Regions from separate parts of the Homo sapiens genome. Here region 1 is linked to region 2. Evidence: chromatin contacts called from ENCODE Hi-C or POLR2A ChIA-PET data. All regions are on one chromosome and are shown on one strand. The core of a region is the stretch at or near the end of the contact, and the rest is flanking DNA. Distances in the headings are between cores, read along the strand shown. Region 1 holds the start of DNAAF4-CCPG1 (DNAAF4-CCPG1 readthrough (NMD candidate)). Region 2 holds the start of RAB27A (RAB27A, member RAS oncogene family).

What was found. A loop is a pair of places that touch in the nucleus more often than their neighbours do. ChIA-PET counts read pairs that join two places held with the same protein, here RNA polymerase II (POLR2A). Pooled maps may share reads with other maps.
Region 1: a pooled map shows a loop between it and region 2 (4-fold over the local background). The contact joins the promoter of DNAAF4-CCPG1 here to the promoter of RAB27A in region 2. A Hi-C loop is called at or near these places in 1 of 37 single-sample maps with no recorded cell type and 6 of 50 pooled maps. POLR2A ChIA-PET finds 5 or more read pairs at or near these places in 2 of 52 experiments (activated CD8-positive, alpha-beta memory T cell and activated naive CD4-positive, alpha-beta T cell).

What each region holds. Positions count from the first base shown.
Region 1 is chr15:55,496,976-55,499,833 of GRCh38, forward strand. It overlaps DNAAF4-CCPG1 (DNAAF4-CCPG1 readthrough (NMD candidate)), which reads right to left and starts at 1,609. Exons shown (of 16, transcript NR_037923.1): 1 at 1,232-1,609; 2 at 737-884. DNAAF4 (dynein axonemal assembly factor 4) reads right to left here. Exons shown (of 10, transcript NM_130810.4): 2 at 1,232-1,609; 3 at 737-884. The coding sequence starts at 1,354.
Region 2 is chr15:55,288,419-55,291,118 of GRCh38, forward strand. It overlaps RAB27A (RAB27A, member RAS oncogene family), which reads right to left and starts at 1,395. Exons shown (of 7, transcript NM_183235.3): 1 at 1,298-1,395. RefSeq lists a silencer at 1,083-1,612 and an enhancer at 1,713-1,862.

The sequences.
Region 1 (2,858 bases), core at 359-2,858, 210 kb after region 2:
CAGAAAAGGAAACTACAAGTCAACACCACACTCTGACAAATTTTGTTAAAAGCTATCACATTTCCTATCTATTCTTCTAAGGATCCATTCATCTTTCCTAAAAATCATTTCCTGTTCTAAGCGGCCTACATCCCCTCCCCCTTCCCCTATTAAGACAGTCCCTAAACTCTCAAATCTCACCGCTTGGGGGGTATTCACTTTTTTCCCTGTGATGCCCTCAAGCACTAATATTAAAAATTCATAAATTTCTATACATTTTCTTCTGTCAATCCTTCTGTTGTTAGTTTATTTTATAGACCCAGCTATTGAACCTTGGAGAGTAAAAGGAAAGTCTATCTGGCCGGGTGTGGTGGCTCGCACCCGTAATCCCAGCACTTTGGGAGGTCAAGGCGGGTGGATCACTTAATGACCGGTCAGGAGTGTGAGACCAGCCTGGCCAACATGGCAAAACGCTCTACCAAAAATACAAAAAAATTTAGCCGGGCGTGGTGGCGGACACCTATAATCCCAGCTACTTGAGAGGCTGAGGTAGGAGAATCCCTTGAACCCCGGGGGCAGAGGTTGCAGTAAGCCGAGATCATGTCACTGCACTCCAGCCTGGGCGACAGAGCAAGACTCTTAAAAAAAAAAAATCTATCTTCCCCTACACAATATAGGTGCTTCAAAATAAAATTTTTTAAAAGGTCTGAAACCGAAAAGGTACAACCAGATGAACATCTTTTAATAAAGAACTTACCACCCGTCACAGAAAGGGTCTCCCACATGGCCGCTTCTTTTTTATACAAGGTGAAGACAATGGTGTCATTCCCAATCTTTGCTTTGCTGCTCTCATCGTCTATGGGAGCATAAAGAAATGCCTCAAATAAAAATGGAGGAAAGTTGACCTATGCAGAAGGGTGAAAACAGAAACTAAGTTAGTTACACAAATTAAGCACGCGTATTAAGAAACACGTGAAAAAGGTAAAATAACTTTCTAAAAGGCCCACTAAATTTATGCCAGGTAGTGAAAGATTAGCAAGGCATATGAGGAAGCCCTGGATAAAAGTAGTCTCTGATCTGATTATCTGTCTACAGATGGTGTGTTACCTGTATGGGATTCATTTTTTTAATAGGATTAAAAATTTAGGACGTTTATCGGCAAAGATGAGCCTGTTGCTCGTGCCCAGCTGCGCTCTTGCAGAAGCTTCGGACCACACCCCCGGAGACCGGCAGGCAAGACTTGCATTCTTACCTTCAGATAGTTTTCCGTGCAGAACACGTCCGTGTCTCTGACGCACACGCCTTTGAGGGGCAGAGACAGAAAGACCGCAGTCTTCGTCTGCTGCCAGCTGTAATCGCTAACCTGAAGAGGCATTCCGGTAGCAACGGGAGCGGATAGCGCGGCTGGTTGCTTCTTGCGCCTGCTTGGTTGCTAGGGAAGCTGGGGTTACCATGCGCCAGCCCTTCCGGGTCAGGCCGGCCGGGAGCCCGGCGTTCCCAGCGTGCTCCGGCGCCAGCACCTCGCGGACTCCATGCGTGACTATCCAGGCGCCCAGACCAGAGAGTGATGCCGATTCTTGGGGTTACCTTACGATCTGAGCGAATGTTCAAAGAAGTAGACCCATACCCTCTGCTTGAGAAAAAAAAAAAAAAAAAAAAGCACTCTGTGGGTCGGGCGCGCTAGCTCACGCCTGTAATCCCAGAACTTTGGGAGGCCGAGGCGGGCGGATCACCTGAGGTTGGGAGTTCGAGACCAGCCTGACCAACATGGAGAAACCCCGCCTCTACTAAAAATACAAAATTAGCCGGGCGTGGTGGTGCATGCCTGTAATCTCAGCTACTCTGGAGGCTGAGGCTGAGGCAGCAGAATCGCTTGAACCCGGGAGGCAGGGGTCGCAGTGAGCCGAAATCGCGCCATTGCACTCCAGCCTGGGAAACAAGAGCGAAACTCCGTCTCAAAAAAAAAAAAAGAAAAGAAAAAGAAAGAAAGAAAAAAAAAAGCACTTCCAGCCTCATAATGCGATAATGCTAAGGAGGGCTGTGGGCATAAGGCTCGGGAAAGCAGCCCATGAGGAGCAGGTGCAATGCCCATACGCCCTTGGTGCAGTGTCTTGTCTGTTTATTCTGACTGAGGCTATTAAGAGTTAGCGCTAGTTGTTCTGTTTTGCAAATTTCTTGGTCATACAGACTGTGAACAAATGTGAACCTGAAAGAGCCAATCCGTCAACATCCAGAGCGGCTAACTGGGTCTAAATTTAAAATAGAGACACGTGGTCATTTACCTACTAGAGGTCACACATGGACTCTGCGTTCTCCCCAAACCCACACCTCTGTTGAGTGTTGGGTCTTATAGGGCTCACCTGCCTCAACCAATCAGGGCTCAGCTGTATCAACCAATCAGAACTAAGTGCGGTTCAATCGTTCATTTGTATAAACGAACCTGACTGGGAACCTGGGCAGAAACTTTTGCTGTAAAACCCAAACCCTCCCTTTGTTCTCTGGAATGCACCTTTGTTTTACACCTAAGGCTTCAACTCCCCAGTTTGCAAACTGTTCCCTGAAATAGTTGCTTTGCTCCAAATTCCTCTTCAGAAAACGTTTGTTCACAACACATACCAGGAGCTTGTCTAAAACTATTGTATCCTGCAAATCCTATTAACTGTAAGGCCGCCAAAAGCACCTATATAGGTTTTGCTCCAAAGTTTGAAAACTGAAGAGAAACCACCCTATGATTCATCTGACAAATGCTTTGCTACAAATCTGGAATAGGGTAAATTGGAATTACACTGACACATTCCGTAAGTGCTTAAGTAGAATCTGAACTTAAGTGCTGCAGAGAAGCTTGAAGATTATGTAGTCTTATTCTACATATTTAAGGA
Region 2 (2,700 bases), core at 145-2,644:
TCTGAAGCAAAAGAATCACTTCAACCCAGGAAGCGGAGGTTGCTGTGAGCCAAGATCATGCCACCGCATTCCTACCTGGGCGACAGAGTGAGACTCTGTCTCAAAAGAAAAAAAAGGAAAAATAGATTAAATATACTTCAACGAAATTAAAAATCAAGGCACGTCACAGAAATTAAGGAAGGAAGAAAAAAGGGAGGGAGGGAGGAAGAGAGAATGGTAGAAAGGAAGGAAGAAAAAAGTAGGAATGAAAACATAAAACAACATAAACCAACATAAAATACAGAAAATAATGATCCTCAGTCAAGTTCCTTCAGCATTATATTAACCTTTCTTCACTTCTAACCATCTGCAGAAACTGTTTTCCAGATTGTATTTTCCCTCTAAAGCAAGTTTTTAAGGCCGAAAAAAAAAAAAGAACAAGAACAGTGAGTGGAGAATCAACAAATTTAATTAGCAATGATTACAGAAAACTTAAATAGCACACACAACTCTATAATCCCTCTACCCCCAATTCCAACATCTGACTGATCAACCAACCATAAAATGTGAGAATCCATCCAGAAGGAAAGAACAGCTGTTAAGCTGTAGGGGTAAGGACCCTGTGGCAGAAGACCCTGAGGCCATGTGGGCCCAGGTGGCCAGCAGGAGCGGAAAGGCTGGGAAGGCTCCTCAGTCCAGGGCTCACAAGACTCCCTTCGCTTCAGGCCTGACTTTGCTGAACTGGTGATCTATTGGGACAGAGACAGGCTTTGGCAATAGTTACCAAAGCCTGTCATCATATCTGCACCACCACCAGTCCCGACCGGAGGGCCTGGCTGCCAGGTAGTTTTCAGTCTAACTGACAGGAGAAGAGAGAGCCCCTCCCTCGCAGCTAGTCTGCAGTCCAGACCCTCACCAACCGGAGGGCAACCAGGTTAAACAGTTAAACTGAAAGCAAAAGAGGGAGGAATGAACCGGGGGGCGTGCGGGAGGTCGGGGACTTTCCTCCTTTCCCTCCTGGAAAGTTTCCTACCCCTGATGGGCATCCTCCCACCTGGATGCAACCCGGAGGCGATCTGAGACCCTGGCCGGACCTGGGACCGCACCTGGCCAGCACCAGGCAGTTGTCATCACTGGGGTCTGCGCTGAGGGCCTGGGAGAGAAGCCACTCTTCAGGCGGGCTCGGGCGCCTGGAGGCGGGGAGGAAGGGCGGCGCACTCGGACCCCAGCCCTAGGACGGCCCCAGGGGGACGCCTCGCTCGGCCCTCCCGGAGGGACCGGACCCGCCGCGCGCCTCCCGCTCCTCAGGCCCCCTCACCTGGCTCGCCCCGCCGTCCTGTCCCCGCCTGGCTCGGGTCCTCGCGCGCCGCGTCCACCCGCCGCCGGCCTTTTTTGGGTCGTTGGCGGGTATTTTCCGCCTGGCCCCACATCACTTCCCGTAAAGGAGAGCGAGGTGGGGCGGGACCTTCTCTCCTCCACCTCCCGCCTTCTCCTGTCACCTCGGGAGCGGCCCCCGCCCGGCTGGCGGGGGGCGGGGTGCTGTCGCGCTCTCCCCGGCGGCCGCGCCTCCGAGGGGTCCTCTGTGAGCCCCGAAAAGGCCCCGCTCGCCTCCTTTGTCCCAACACTAGTTTCCGCTGCCCCATTCTGGAAGGCGCTACAAAATATAGGAGTGTTTTCGTTTTGGGACACAGGAGGGACATTTACAAACTGCACCAAGGACCGGTGCGCGGCGAGGTGTCGTTTGGGGACTCTCCCCTATTCACCTCCCCAAAAAGCCATGTTCTAAGGGTGTTTTCCACGGCATCAGTTCGCGGTCGCCACCGTAGCAGCCGGAGGTGCCGGGCGTACTCACGCCGGCCCCGCCCGAGGTTCCCGAGTCCGCGCGGCTCCTGAGGCGGCGTCCCAGGCCCGGCCCTGCCCCCGGCTTCCCGCCCCTGCGGCTCCTGGCTTAGGTCGGCCTGGACACGGCGTTTCCGGGGCAAGGGAATGCCCAGGATTCCTGGAAATAACATGGGAGAAAAATAAGTAAAAAATTTCGCAGGAAAAAAATCAATGTAATTCCGGGAGGAAATGGCAAACGGAGTCTCTGCTCACACTGTGTAATTCAAGAATATAAAACCACTGTAAATTTCTAAGAGTGTTAGAGCAATGAGTTTAAAAAGAAGAAAACTACAGTATGTTAAGGAACCGCCTCTGTCGGAAGAAACCTGCGCGCCTTTGCTGCCACCCAGCGGCTCTCTTCTCCCAGCGCCAACGGTGTCGCTCCGGCCTGCGGGGTAGTGAACCTGGGACTGCGTAGGGGGTCAGACCTCGTGGTTCCCACTCAGAGGCAGCCAAGTTCATCCCTCTCAGTGGCCAGGAGGTGTGAACAGCAGCCCTTGGGCCTGTCCCTATGGAGTCTAAGGCAAAGGCCCTTTGAACCAAATGTTTCCACTTCTAAGCAGAGTAAAATGTTGAGAAGCCTTAGTTCAGCTTCCCTTCTGCCTTCTAAGCCGTCTCGCTGACTTGTGTCTACCTCCACCGCAAATTCCAGCTGTCGCAGGCCCACCCGGTCAACTCCATCACCTTTCCAGTCTGTAGCTACTCACAGTTGGCATTACAGCAGTTAGCTTCTCAGGTGGGTCCAATTTACAAAATCACATATAGGATGAACCATATGAAATTACAAACAGTTGGCAATTTCATACATTTGATATAACATTTCCAGGCAAACATAACACA